Regions from separate parts of the Homo sapiens genome. Here region 2 is linked to region 1. A link is a contact called in ENCODE Hi-C data. All regions are on one chromosome and are shown on one strand. Each heading gives the region's core, a stretch centred on a gene start or an enhancer-like site at or near the end of the contact. The rest is flanking DNA. Distances are from core to core; before and after follow the strand shown. Region 1 holds the start of HCFC2 (host cell factor C2). Region 2 holds the start of PWP1 (PWP1 homolog, endonuclein).

The links. A loop is a pair of places that touch in the nucleus more often than their neighbours do. Pooled maps may share reads with other maps.
Region 2: a loop to region 1 is called in a pooled map, with 14 times the contacts of the local background. The contact joins the promoter of PWP1 here to the promoter of HCFC2 in region 1. A Hi-C loop is called at or near these places in 4 of 50 pooled maps.

Annotation. Positions count from the first base shown.
Region 1 is chr12:104,060,491-104,067,503 of GRCh38, forward strand. HCFC2 (host cell factor C2) reads left to right here and starts at 4,041. Exons shown (of 15, transcript NM_013320.3): 1 at 4,041-4,233; 2 at 5,677-5,825. The coding sequence starts at 4,071. It also overlaps a transcript of GLT8D2 not described here. RefSeq lists an enhancer at 2,075-2,244, a cis regulatory region at 2,160 and silencers at 3,568-3,727, 3,737-3,906, 3,888-4,057, 4,278-4,417.
Region 2 is chr12:107,680,036-107,687,048 of GRCh38, forward strand. It overlaps PWP1 (PWP1 homolog, endonuclein), which reads left to right and starts at 5,764. Exons shown (of 15, transcript NM_007062.3): 1 at 5,764-5,936. The coding sequence starts at 5,865. RefSeq lists a silencer at 2,886-3,143 and enhancers at 5,573-5,832, 6,053-6,102.

The sequences.
Region 1 (7,013 bases), core at 2,791-5,290:
CAAAAGACATGCTGAAGCCTTAACCCGCTGTACCTATGAATATGACTTTATTTGGATATGGGATCCTTGCTGATATAATCAAGTTAAGATGAGATCACAGGATGAGCCCTAATCCAATATAACTAGTGAATTTATAATAAGAGGAGAAGAGGCTGGGCGCAGTGGCTCACATCTGTAATCCCAGCACTTTGGGAGGCTGATGCAGGAGGATTGCTTGAGCTCAGGAGTTCAAGACCAGCATGGGAAACATGGTAAAACCTCATCTCTAGAAAAAATTTAAAAACTAGCCAGGCATGGTAGTGCACACCTATAATCTCAGCTACTCCAAAAGCTGAGGTGGGAGGATCACTTAAGCCTGGGAGGTGGAGGCTGCAGCAAGCTGAGATCGCACCATTGCACTCCAACCTGGATGACAGAGCCAGACCTTGTCTCAAAAAGAAAAAAAAAAAAGAAGAGACAGACACACAGGGAGAACACCACGTGATGATGTGATGGAGTCAGAGACTGGAGTGATTCATTGACAAGTCAAGGGCTGCCATGGATTGACAGCTGCCACCAGAAGCTAGAAAGAGGCATGGAAGCATTCTTTCCTACAGGTTTTGCAGGGATCACAGCCCTACTGACACTTTGATTTCAGACTTATATATCCTTCAGAACTGTGAAACAAAACATTCCTATTGTTTCACAGCAGCCCTAGGAAACTAGTACACATTTCCTCATCACCCTGCAGCTCCCTATCTAAGCCACCAGTTATAGCTTGCAATCTCTTTTGTCTTAAAAATATTTTGCCTTAATTTTTCTCCTAGTTCAAGGGTACTTGGGCTTTCAAATATCATAGACTAGTTTTTTTAAATTTGAAGTTCAACATTAGGGTTGGAACGTTTGATTTTTTCCTTTAACCTTGTGCTATAAGGGCATTAGAAAAAAACTACCATCTAGGCACAAAACTCTCAGAACAAAGTACAGTTCTTTAAATTAAACACTTTGGGTTTTATGAAAAACTCACTGCTTTATTCCAACTCTTCCAGTTTTATTTCAAATCCATAAAAACTTTATTATGGCAACATTTAAGAGCCTCCTATGTTATGTATGTGACATAGAAAAATATTAATAGATAAATATTCATAACCTCTTTTCTGTTCGCAGACATCTTATTTCTCCCTCCCTTTCCAAATTCTCTTTGGACATATTATGAAATTGGGCTGGCCAGGCGCAGTGGTTCATGCCTGTAACCCCAGAACCTTAGGAGACCAAGGTGGGCAGATCACCTGAGGTTGGGAGTTCAAGACTAGCCTGACCAACATGGAGAAACCTCATCCCTACTAAAAATACAGAATTAGCCAGGCGTGGTGGTGCATGCCTGTAATCCCAGCTACTCAGGAGGCTGAGGCAGGAGAATTGCTTGAACCTAGGAGGTGGAGGTTGCAGTGAGCCAATATCGGCGCCATTACACCCCAGCCTGGGCAACAAGAGCAAAACTCCATCTCAAAAAAAAAAAAAAAAATGGGTTAATACTCAGTGAGAGGGAGAATTTAAGAAGCAGAAGCTAAAAAAAATAGTGAGAATTCCTTTTGGGGTTTTTGTTTGTTTGTTTGTTTTTTAGACTGAGTTTTGTTCTTGTTGCCCAGGCTGGAGTGCAATGGCACCATCTTGGCTCACTGCAACCTCTGCCTCCCAGGTTCAAGTGATTCTCCTACCTCAGCCTCCCAAGTAGCTGGGATTACAGGCATGCACCACCACGCCCGGCTAATTTTTGTATTTTTGGTAGAGATGGGTTTCACCATGTTGGCCAGGCTGGTCTCGAACTCCTGACCTCAGGTAATCTGCCCTCCTCGGCCTCTCAAAGTGCTGGGATTACAGGTGTGAGCCACCGCACCCGTCCTGAGAATTCCTTTTTAAAACATAGAGAGTTATCTCTCAAAAAAAGCTTAGATAGATGAGAAGGTGGAGAAGCATGCTGAGGTTTAAGGGAGTTGGGTGAATGAGGCATATAAGAGAAATTGAAAATGGTAAAATAAGAGGAAAAAAGAGTTTTAGGAAATTTACTATACAGTGTCTGTGTTCTCCTTTGAGTACCTCTTGAGAATCTGAGGTAGGGATTTAAATTGCTTTCAATTTTTTCTTCCACTGGACTTGTATCTCTTATTTATCTCTCTTTAATAAAAATAGAGATGGGATCTCACCATCTTGACCGAGCTGGTCTCAAACTCCTGGGATCAGTGGATCCTTCTGTCTCAGCCTCCAAAAGTGCTGGGATTACAGGTGTGAGTCACCATGCCCAGTCCTTTTTCAATTAAAATTTTAAAAAATAACTTGTATTGTGGATATTTAAGATATACAATATGAAGTTGATATCATATAGACCAGGGGTCCCCAGTCCCCAGCAACCAGTCCTCGGCCTGTTCGGAACCCCCATGACCTTCCTGAGCTCTGCCTCCTGTCAGATCAACCGCGCATTAGATTCTCATAGGAGCTCGAACCCTACTGTGAACTGCCCATAGGAGGGATCTAAATTGTGTACTCCCTATGAGAATCTTATGCCTGATGATCTGAGGTGGAACAGTTTCATGCCAAAACCATAGCCCCCATCCCCTTGCCAAGTCCATACCACCCACTCCCCTGCCAAGTCCGTGGAAAAATTGTCTTCCATGAAACCGGTCCCTAGTGCCAAAAAGGTTGGGGACAGCTGAAACAGGCAGTCACAAGGTTACTATAGTGAAGCATATTAACATATCCATCATCTCATATAGTTACCACCAACCCTTTTTGTGTCTCTGTGGCAAGAGTGGCTAAAATCTACTCATTTGGCATGAATCCCATATGCAGTGCAGTTTTATTCCTAATGGACTTGTGTGATTATGTGTAGGACCAAATCACAGGGCAGCTAGGCCTTATTAAGTGTTGCATTGGCTGGGTGCGGTGGCTCATGCCTGTAGTTCCAGCACTTTGGGAGGCCAAGGCAGGAGGATCACTGGAGCCCAGGAGCTCGAGCTTGCAGTGAGCTCTGATCGCGCCACTGCATTCCGGCAACAGAGCCAGACCCTATCTAAAATAAATAAATAAAAATAAAGAGTTGCGTATGACTGCTACCAGAGGCAGTATGGTATAATGGTTGGATATGACTGCTATCAGAGGCAGTATGGTATATGATATAAGGGCTTGGGGGTTCTGGAATCAGAAGCCCTGTGTTGGAATCCTGGCCCCAGTCTTTTTTTTCAACACCTCTCCTTTGTGTCCATCAGAAAATTACCTTACTGCACTGTGCCTCATTTCCCCGTCCATGAAAGGGAGATAACAGGAGCCACCACACTGGATTGCTGGATGGATTACATGAGTTAATACACATGAGGCACTTAGGGCATGCCAGGCTGTGGACAGCCCTCACTTGTTAGCTAGCAATGAAACAGAAACCTAGAAAACCATCTCTCCTCTGCTTAAGCCAAACAAACCAAAAATACCTCTTGTGGCTCACGGTTCCCAAGCTTCCTGGCATGGCTCCGCACAAAGCTGCCTTCGGTTCGCCCGGCAGGCTTTGTAGCGACCTTCCCTGCCCGGGTCCCAGTCACGGTCGGGAGCAGCCGCCGTGGCCCGGGCTCGCGAGGCAGGCTCCCGCCCGCACCCTCCCGTGCGAGGTCCCCGCCCTGCGCTCCCAGCTCTTCGAACCTCTACCCGAGCTTCTCTCACGTTGCTTGTGAGACTGCCTCGCCCACACATCCTAGATGCTCAATTAAAGTGGACGTAAAGGAAGATGCTGTGGCTTCTTCCCAAAATACCGAACGGGAGGCTCTGGGTGGGGATGGGAGACGTGGTCAGTGGGAAGCGTCCTTCCACCCTAAGGTGCGTTGCTCCGGGTGGCCGCTGGCCAAGTCGCCTGGGGTGGGGGCGGGGCTCCCCTGTCAGGACCCCCCTTCCCCAGCGTCTCTCCACTGCCCGCGGGCCTCCAGCCTGGCCGCCGGCGCCCGCGGCCACGTGACCCCAGCACAGCTGGAGGCGGGTCCCCGCCCTCCCCAGGGAGCAGCCGGTTGAGGCGGGAGCGGTGCATTGTGGGCAGAGGGGCGGGGGTTGGGAAGATGGCGGCTCCCAGCCTCCTCAACTGGAGGCGAGTTTCTTCCTTCACGGGGCCGGTCCCCCGCGCCCGGCACGGACACCGAGCGGTGGCCATCCGGGAGCTGATGATCATCTTTGGAGGGGGAAATGAGGGCATCGCGGATGAGCTGCACGTCTACAACACGGGTAGGCGCGGCGGCGGCTCGTCGGCCCCGCCTGCTGGAGCTGCGGAGGGGGAGGGGAGGCGAGGCGGCGGCCGCGGCCCTGACAGCTGTCACCGCCCGGTCACTGCTTCCTTGGGCGGGCGGCGGGGAGCGCGGCTCAGCCGGGCAGCCCGGGTCCGGCAGCTCTGTCCCGGACCGCAGCTCAGGATCTCCGGGGCCCTTGGGGCGCAACGGACCCCGAGCGGGGCGCACCGGCCTTCAGGCGGGGGATCCCGGACGCCCCCACCCCAGCCCGACAGGCGGACGCAGGCGACAGAAGACCATGTCCAACCGCCTGGGCCACTCCCCGAAATCTCGCCTCTGTCAAAAAACAAAACCCACTCCAAACCAAAGTTCCTTAGGGCCTTTCCCGTCTTTGCCTGCCTTCCTTCCTTAGGAGGAAGACCATCTAGGGGGTGAGGAGGGAAAACGAGAGGCCTTCTGGCACTCTCGCCTCAAATACAACCCGGTGTTTGGCAGGTAACGGTCAAGAGCCCCTCCGTGAGCCGCGCTCTAAAGCGGCGGGGACGTGGTGAGGCGGCCTTGTGTCTGCATACTCGGTGTGGACGCCCTTCTGGACTGGCCCTCGGAAAGAGGACTGTCATAACTTGAGCACCACTGCAGATCACAAGTGCCCCTGGGCAGGGAGCCCCTATCTTTGAGGACCTCTGTGGAATAGAAAGGAAACTGGATTTAATTTTTTTTTCCCCTTGTAAATGCTCAGGCTGTCACAAGAAATCTGTTTGGTGTAAAGACAGTGATGGAATTTTGGGTCTACTTCATGACCGATAACTTTTCTTTGATCAAACAACTTAATCACAGGAATAATTTGAAGGTTAACAAAATAGTGGAGTCTGAGAAGTTTTATTTTTTTCACCCTCTCCTCCTCCCAGCGCCCCAGCATATGAAGGTAAAAAGTTACTGACACTTTGGTCTTAGTGTAAAATCCCTGGCTTTGGAACAAATTAGACCTGATTTGAATCTTGCTCTGCCGGTTGCCCAGGATCAGCGCTAAAGTTACCAAACCTTTTTAAGCCTCACAATTTTCAGTTGTAAAATAGAGATTTTTATACTCACCCAGCAGGGCGTTTTGTAAGAATTAAATGATACAGATCAGGGTTTTTCAACAGCAGCACTCTCGACCTTTTGGGCCAGGTAATTCTTTGTTGAGGTTGGGGGAAGCTGCCCTGTATTGCCCTGTACATTGTAAGATGTTTGGCAGCATCCCTGCCTCTACCTACTAGATGCCAGTAACAGCCCCCTCCAGTTGTGACAACTAAAAATGTCACCAGACATTACCAAATGTCTTCTGGGGGGCAGAATCATCCCCAGTTGAGACCCACTGATATTGATGATATATATTTGCTGATAGTATATGATAACCGTTGTTTGTTATAATCGGTTTTCATTTTATTTTGGCAACTAGCTACGAATCAGTGGTTTCTGCCAGCTGTTAGAGGAGATATCCCTCCAGGCTGTGCTGCCCATGGATTTGTCTGTGATGGTACCAGAATATTAGTATTTGGGGGAATGGTTGAATATGGAAGATACAGCAATGAGTTATATGAGTTACAAGTAAGTGTATTTAATATTGTTTCATTCTGAGGCTTTAATAATGATATTGTTCATAATTTTTCAAAAGATTGCAACATTACTAACATTGTTTAACACATTTTAATATTATTCAAGTAATGTATTATTCAAGTAAACTATTATTCAAGTAATATTATTCAAGTAATGTAAACTTCACATTTTATAGCTTTATAGAAAATGTTTCCACTTCACTTAAAACCCAAAGTTTCCTGGCAAGTCTTTTTCCCATACCCAGTGCAACATTTATAACATCAAGATATCTGTTACGTAGCATCAGTTGTACATGTTATATATTTAGGTTTTTGTATCTTAATGCAGTAGAAACTTTAGCCTGCAACAGGAGCGCCTGGAGAACCTGTGAAAACACAGATTGCTGGGTCCTACCCAGAGAGTTTCTGAGTCAGAGGAAGGCCATGAGCATTTGCATTTCTACCAGGTTCCCAGCTGCTGATGCTCCTGGTTTGTTTGTTTAGAGACAGAGTCTTGCTCTGTCACCCAGGCTGGACTGCAGCCGCGCAATCTCGGCTCACTGCAACCTCCGTCTCCTGGGTTCAAGCAATTCTCCTGCCTCAGCCTCCTGAGTAGCTGTGACTACAGGCACGCGCCACCATGCCCAGCTAATTTTTGTATTTTTAGTAGAGACGGGTTTTCACCATGTTGGCCAGGCTGGTCTTGAACTCCTGACCTCAGGTGATCCACCCACCTGGGCCTCCCAAAGTGCTGGGATTAGCCGACGTGAGCCACCGTGCTGTGCCGCAAATTCTTAAGTATTAAGTACTGCAGGACTCACAGAGGGATAGTTGGCATTGGTATCAACTGACATATTCACAACTTTGAATAAAACTTTCCACATTTGGAAAATCACCATGCCTGGCCCCTAGGCTATACTTTGAAAACCACTGCTTTAGTGTTTTAGAAATTGTTACCCTCATACTAATATTTACTACACCCCCCACCTTGACAATACATACAAAAGAGGAGTAACAGTTTCCCATAACCTTTCTAAATTTGAGTCTTATTAAACCAGACTCATAGCCCTTGTTGACTTTTCTTCCTGATCTGTGCCTTATCCCTAGGGCGGTGATCATGCGGGTATCTGCTAATTGGCAGATGTGAGTGGTTATACCTATTTACAAGCAACTCATTGCAAAAATAATTTTAGCTAAAGAA
Region 2 (7,013 bases), core at 4,514-7,013, 3.6 Mb after region 1:
ATAAGGAATTAATCATACCTGCTGCCATGGGATTTTCATTTTTAAAGGGAATTCACAGCTTGGGCTGAAGTGGCAGAATGTCGGAAATAAGTCCTGTAAAAGAGGCTGAGTTTAGCAAGCCCAAAATAACTGGAGTCCTAGCTTACCTTCTGTTATTTAACTTATTCACTCATTTAACAACTATGATTTATCAAGAGCCCACCCTGCACCAGGCACCATGCTGGTTGTGACAGCAAACCTGACAGGGACTGGGCCATCATGGAGCAGAAGCTGGCTCATGAGAAGGCAACCCACGGGGGCAAAAGACCTAGAGTCAAATACTCAAACCTAAGCCCATTCCCGTATACAAGGTGAGCCCACGTGAGCCTAGCCAGGGGTTAATACATCAGCCTCTGCTAAGAAATCAGTTCATGCGCTCTATTCTAAATACAGCACATTTCTCACCTGCTTTATTATTGCTGCATTAAAAGATGACCTCAAAACTCAGCAATTTAGTACTTACTACCACTAAACTATACTCTTAAAAATGGTTAAGTTCGAGGCTGCAATGAGTTATGATCATGCCACTGCACTCCAACTTGGATGACAGAAATGTAACCAGGCACCCCCATTTTTTAAGAGAATGAGTTATTTTTTAAATTTCATTATTCTTTTCTCTTTTCTCCTTTTCCCCTGTTCCCCACTTCCTACTTAGCTCTTTAGAAATGCCATTATAACGTTTTACCTTCCCTTCACCAGATACTCTCTACAGGGCAAGCTTATCTAACTATGTGCTTAAAAGCTCCAGAGTGGAAATTTCTCCCACCAGGAGCCTGCCTCAAGAGACAACAGTCAATTTACAACCATGGGGTGTCTCCTACAAAACACTCTCTCACCTGGAGAGTATCTGGAGACAAGCGCCATTTTTACAACTTAATTCTGCCCATGAAGCACCAGCTCAACCATCTGGTAGTTAAGGCACTGAAGCAAGTCACATAGGCCCCTACTTGCCTGGCCCCTACTTGCCTGCCCCCTCCCATGCATGCCATTCATGCCACATCCCCCTTTAAAAGCCCCAGCTTTCTGCCCCAGAAGTGAAGTGGTACCTTAAGGCAGGAAGCCTATACTTCTTCCCTTAAGCTAGCTAGCTTTGGAATAAAAAGTCCTTTTTTTTTTTCTTTTTTTTCTGAGACAGAGTCTTGCTTCTTCACCCAGGCTGGAGAGCAATGGTGCGATCTTGGCTCACTGCAACCTCCGCCTCCCAGGTTCAAGCAATTCTCCTGCCTCAGCCTCCCAAGTAGGTGGGATTACAGGCATGTGCCAGCACGCCTGGCTAGTTTTTGTGTATTTAGTAGAGACAGGGTTTCACCGTGTTGACCAGGCTGCTCTCAAACTCCTGACTTCAGGTGATCCACCGGCCTTGGCCTCCCAAAGTGCTGGGATTACAGGCGTGAGCCACTGCACCCGGCCAAAGTTTACTTTTTTTATACCAGACCTCATTCTTGTTATTGGACTCTGCAAGAAGGGAGCACCAAACCTGCAACTCAGGGTTTTCTTTTTTTTACTTTTTATTTTTCTTTTTTGAGACAGGATCTCACTCTGTCACCCAGGCTGGAGTGCAGTGATGCAATCATGGCTTACTGCAGCCTCAACCTCCTGGTCTCAAACAATCCTCCCACCTCAGCCTCCCAAGTAGCTGGTGTTATGGGATCTTTGAGGTGTCGATTTTCTGGCCAGAAACCTCTGTGGCAGGTGGCACCTTTGCCCGAGTTCTTGTCCTGAGTCCAGGACGAATGGGGAACACAGACAAGTGAAGGGTGAACAAGCTGAAGATAAACTTTATTAAGTGTTAGAACAGCTCAGAGAAGACCCACAGTGGGTAGCTCCTCTCTGTAGGTAGGTCGGCCAATCGAGTGTTCAGCTGTCAGCAGACAGGAGGCCCTAGAGAGGGTGGCTCCTCTCTGCTGGCAAGTCGTAGTATCATCTCCAGCTATCAGCAGAGGAGAGCTGCTCTCTGCAGCTGATCCTCCCATAGTCTCAACATCCTCTGCGTCCTCTGCCCTGCTCTGGCCATCCTCTCTCGTGCTCTGGCTGAGACCGGGCTTTTATGGACCTCAGAGGGGAGGAAGTACATGCCGATTGGTCCATGGGTGGCCATTGGCAGCCCAGAAGAGGTACCACGAGTCCCTACTCCCAACCTCGGAACTGGGAGCTGGCCCCCAGCTTTCAGGCCCTCCCTGGTCTGAAGGTCAGGCCTTACTGGGGAACCGCAGCCCAGGAATCTATTTGCCTCCTGATGCCATTCATGGCCCTGGCGCTCATCCCCAAGCCCGCTCCAAGATCTGAGCAGGTTCCAAGAGAGGAGAGAAGTCAGGCAGCAGAAGCAGACAGCCCTGAGTGACAGAGTTGTGGGGGCCCTTCCCGGGCCCCTGAGGGCACAGGCTATATAGATGGCCCAGTCCTGCACCTGAGAGGGCAGCCACAGCTGCACCCTGGGAGTTCCCACCCCGCCAACTTGGGAGGGGCAGGGATCCCACTTGTCCCCAGCTCCTGCCTGCTCTGCGGAGCAGGAGGCCCAGGTCTGCAGCCACTGGTCGGGCGGCTGCAGCTGCACCTGGGAGGGCAGATCCTGCCTGCTCCCGCCACTCCCACCAAGAGCACAGGGAGCCCCAGATCCACAGCTGCAGTTTGGGTGGCTGCTGCCTGCTCTGTAAAGCAGGAGGCCTGGGTCTGCAGCTGCAGTTTGGGTGACTGCAGCAGTACCCCGGGAGCTCCTGCCCCAACTCAGAAGGGGCAGGGCTCCCACTGGCTCCATGGAGCATGCAGCCCCAGCTGTGCCTCCTTGCTGTAGCTGGCATGATGGCAGCAGCTGCTGCCATCACTGGGACCACAGGTGCATACCACCATGCCCAGCTAATTTTTTTATTTGTAGAGACAAGATTTTGCTGTTTTCCAGGTCGGCCTCAAACTCCTGGGCTCAAGTGATCCTCCTGCCTTGGCCTCCCAAAGTGCTGGCCTCTCAAAGGAGGGCAAAGTGGATTTAGGCCGAGCCACGGAGCCCACCCTAAATCTGTCTCTTTTTAAAAATGGCAAATTTTGTGTTATGTATATTTTACTATAATAAAAATTATGGAAGGATTTTTTCTTTTAAAGTTAGTGGTTAGAAACAATCTTTTACTAAGCTCACAAATTCTGGGGGTCAGAAATTTGGGCAGGGCACAGTGGGGATGTCTTGTCTCTGTTCCATGATGGCTGGGTCTCAGCTGAGCAAGCTCAAACGCTGGGAGTGAATCAATGTCTGGGAGCTGGATTCACCTAAAGGCACTTTCATTTACAGGTCTGGGTTAACTCAAAAACTACAACTGTCTACTGGAGTACCACATGTGGTCTCTCCATGTGGTTTGGTTTCCTAACAGCATAGTGGACTCAGGGTAGCTGATATGGTTTGGGATCTGTGTCCTTACCCAAATCTCACCTTGAATTGTCATAATCCCCATGTGTTATAGGAGGGACCCAGTGAGAGGTAATTGAATCATACGGGCGGCGTTTTCCTGTGCTTTTCTCATGATAATAAGTCTCATGAGATCTGATGGTTTTATTAATTAATTAATTTATTTTTATTTATTTTTATTTTTTGAGACAGAGTCTTGATCTGTTGCCCGGGCTGGAGTGCAGCAGTGCGATTTCGGCTTACTGCAACCTCCGCCTCCTGGGTTCAGGTGATTCTCCTGCCTCAGCCTCCCAAGTAGCTGAGACTACAGGTATGCACCACCATGCCCGGCTAAGTTTTATATTTTTAGTAGAGACGGGGTTTCACTACGTTGGCCAGGCTTGTCTAGAACTCCTGACCTTGTAATCCAACTGCCTCGGCCTCCCAAAGTGCTGGGATTACAGGCATGAGCCACTGCACCCAGCTGAGATCTGATAGTTTTATAAAGGGGAGTTCCCCTGCACATGCTCTCTTCTTGCCTGCTGCCATGTAAGACATGCCTTTCTTCTCTTTTGCCTTCTGCAGTGATTGTGAGGCTTCCCCAGCCAACTGAAACTGTGAGTCCATTAAACCTCTTTTTCTTTATAAATTATCATGTCTTGGGTATGTCTTTATTAGCAGTGTGAGAACAGACTACCACAGTAGCCAAACTTTATATGGTGGCTCAGGGCTCCAAACATTAGTGTTCTACTGGTGGGCAGTGGGGGAGTGGGTGGGGGGTGTGGAAGTGGAGAAGTGGGTGTGGTGGTGGGGAAGCAAAACCTGCATCCTATTTATGACTTAACCTTGGAAACATCATTTCTGTCATACTTTATTGGCCAAAGCAGACCTACAACTACCCAGATTCAAGTTGGTGGGGGCGGGGGGGGGTGCTTTGATGGAGGAATATCAAGATCACGTTGCAGACAAACATGTGTGAAGGACTCTATTGTTGCAGCCATCCTTGAAAAATATTATCTGCCATATGGTCTTTCTAAAATGGGTTAAAAGCAAAGAAACCACAGAAGAATCATCTTACAGAAACAGAGCAGGGGGAGAAGTCTTAATGGACAAATAATCTGCCTACACAAACAATGAGCAATTTACTTCTGGGAGGATCTCTCCTCAGGCAGGGAGATTGCCAAGCGCATTAGGCTGAGTAGAGTTGGTGACAGAACTCATAGTTGTATCAGCTCCTCTGTGTGTGATCTGAGTAGGAAAGTATTTGACTACTGGGGACTCTAGCTTCATCTTTAAAACAAAGTGTTGTGAGAACCAAGTAAAATACTGTATAGAAAGATAAATGTGTTGCAAAAAGGTCCCCGAATAGAGCCCACAGGTGGACACCCCCCGTTTGACAATGCCACTGGGAAAGACCATGTGTACTGCCAGTTTATCCTTGCCACTGTTTCCCCATAGCAGCCACCTTCCTGTTTCTTTTGCTTGCCTCTCTCAGAGGTAGATGCATTGAGGGTAAATGACCAGGACAGGGCCACACAGCCAAGAGATCAAAACCCAGATTTTTCTGGGATGCTAGTTTGAGATTTTCCATTCTACAAACGTCCAGCCACTCACGAGTTCTAACAGATGACTGATCTTAGCTGAGAAGCATGACATAGATACAAGGGAGTCACACTGCCCGGGTTCATATCCCAGCTGCACCGCTTACTAGCAGTGTGACCTTTGGAAGGATCGCTGTTTTCCCAGGTGTAAAACGGAAATAAGACCTCCCACAAAGGGGTAAGTAATCACGTGATACGGCACTCAAAACAGCGCCTTCAACATAAGTAAGCCCTTTGTGTTTGCCAAGACTAAATCACTACTGCATAGTTAGTATATAATTGGTGCTAAATGTTTTTTTCTCACTTTTTTTTTTGGTGCTAAATGTTTTAAGGTGAGAAAGTAACATTTAGGGATGTAATGAGATGTAATGGTGGGATCTCCGTGAAACGACAAATTCATTTTGGAGAAAGCTTTTTAAAAAACGCAAACCACAAACCTCTGCCATTTGTCAGCTTGAAGTCTACGGAACTGCAAGCAAAATAAAGATTGGTGAAACTTTGCTTCTGACTGACCCCTACAGTCCCAAATATTTTCTTGGCCTTTACAAAGCCCGCAGGCATCGTCACATGCAGTCCTGAAAAGCCTTTTCTCTATACTTCACACAGCCCAGACCAGCCCACGTGGATTCCTCGCCCGGCTGCTTCCGCTTCCATTTTGTCCCCTCCTATTTCTCATTCGGCGCCTCAGAATGACGTCTGAAATGAGCGCCGACGCTGCCCAAACAGGAGCCTGCGCATGCGCTCTGCCCTGGCAGCGGCCCTGTGCAGATCCCTGAGCGTGTGGCAGCAGTGCGGTCGTGGTCCCTCCCTATGCAGCCTGGTTTCTAGCGTGACACGCCCTTGACTTGAGGACCATGAACCGCAGCCGCCAGGTGACGTGCGTGGCCTGGGTCCGCTGCGGCGTGGCCAAAGAGACACCAGACAAGGTGAGGCCTGGTCGCTGGGAGACAAGGGGAGCAGCGTCTTTACGGCACTGGGGGTCCGCCCAGCTGGGGGAACGTGGACCCGGAACTCGGGGCGTTGGCTGGTGCGACTGGCTGGGGTGAGGGCGGCTTTGCCCGGATTGTCGCGACTAGAGCTGCAGTTCAGAAGGTCTGGTTCGCCTGAGCCTGGAGAGTCAAGGGCCGCGCCTTCTCACTGTTCCCACCCTCAAGCCCAACCCCACTCCCAAATTCGCACGCACATGGACTTAGCGGGCCGGAAAGGGGTGGGCTGCTGTTTTTGGTGGGTAATACCCCAAAAGGCTTTTTGACAACACCACTAGCTTCACTAGCACCCAAGTGCATTTTCAAGCATAACTGGGAAGAGAGCATGAAAACTCCACTTTCCACTCTTGTGCTCCGTGTCTGAAGGAGTGAGGATGAATGTGGTGTAGAAAAACTGGTGTGGAGGCTAAGATGTCGTGAGGCTGGGAGATGAATAGGGAATTTCTTGCAGTAATCCAAGTGAGATGTTGATGGTAGCAGGGAGGATGAGAGGTAAATGTCTAACACATGAAAAACCTACAAGAGTTGGAGACTGAGACTGTAGCAGAGGTGACGATTACTTAAGTAATTTCCTCATTGGATACTAAGTGCTTTCTGTAGGCCAGGCATTGTTCAGGGTCCTGGGATAGGCATGAACAAAATAGAAAAAGTCCCGCCGGGCGCGGTGGCTCACGCCTGTAATCCCAGCACTTTGGGAGGCCAAGGCGGGCGGATCACGAGGTCAGGAGATCGAGAGCATCCTGGCTAACACGGTGAAACCCCGTCTCTACTAAAAATACAAAAAATTAGCCGGGTGTGGTGGTGGATGCCTGTAGTCCCAGCTACTCGGGAGGCTGAGGCAGGAGAATGGCGTGAACCCGGGAGGCGGAGCTTGCAGTGAGCCGAGATCGCACAGCTGCACTCCAGCCTGGGCGGGCAACAGAGTGAGACTCCGTCTCAAAAAAAAAAAAAAAAAAAAAAAAAAAAAAATAGAAAAAGACCCTGCCTTTATGGAGTCGACATGTGCACATATAGTAT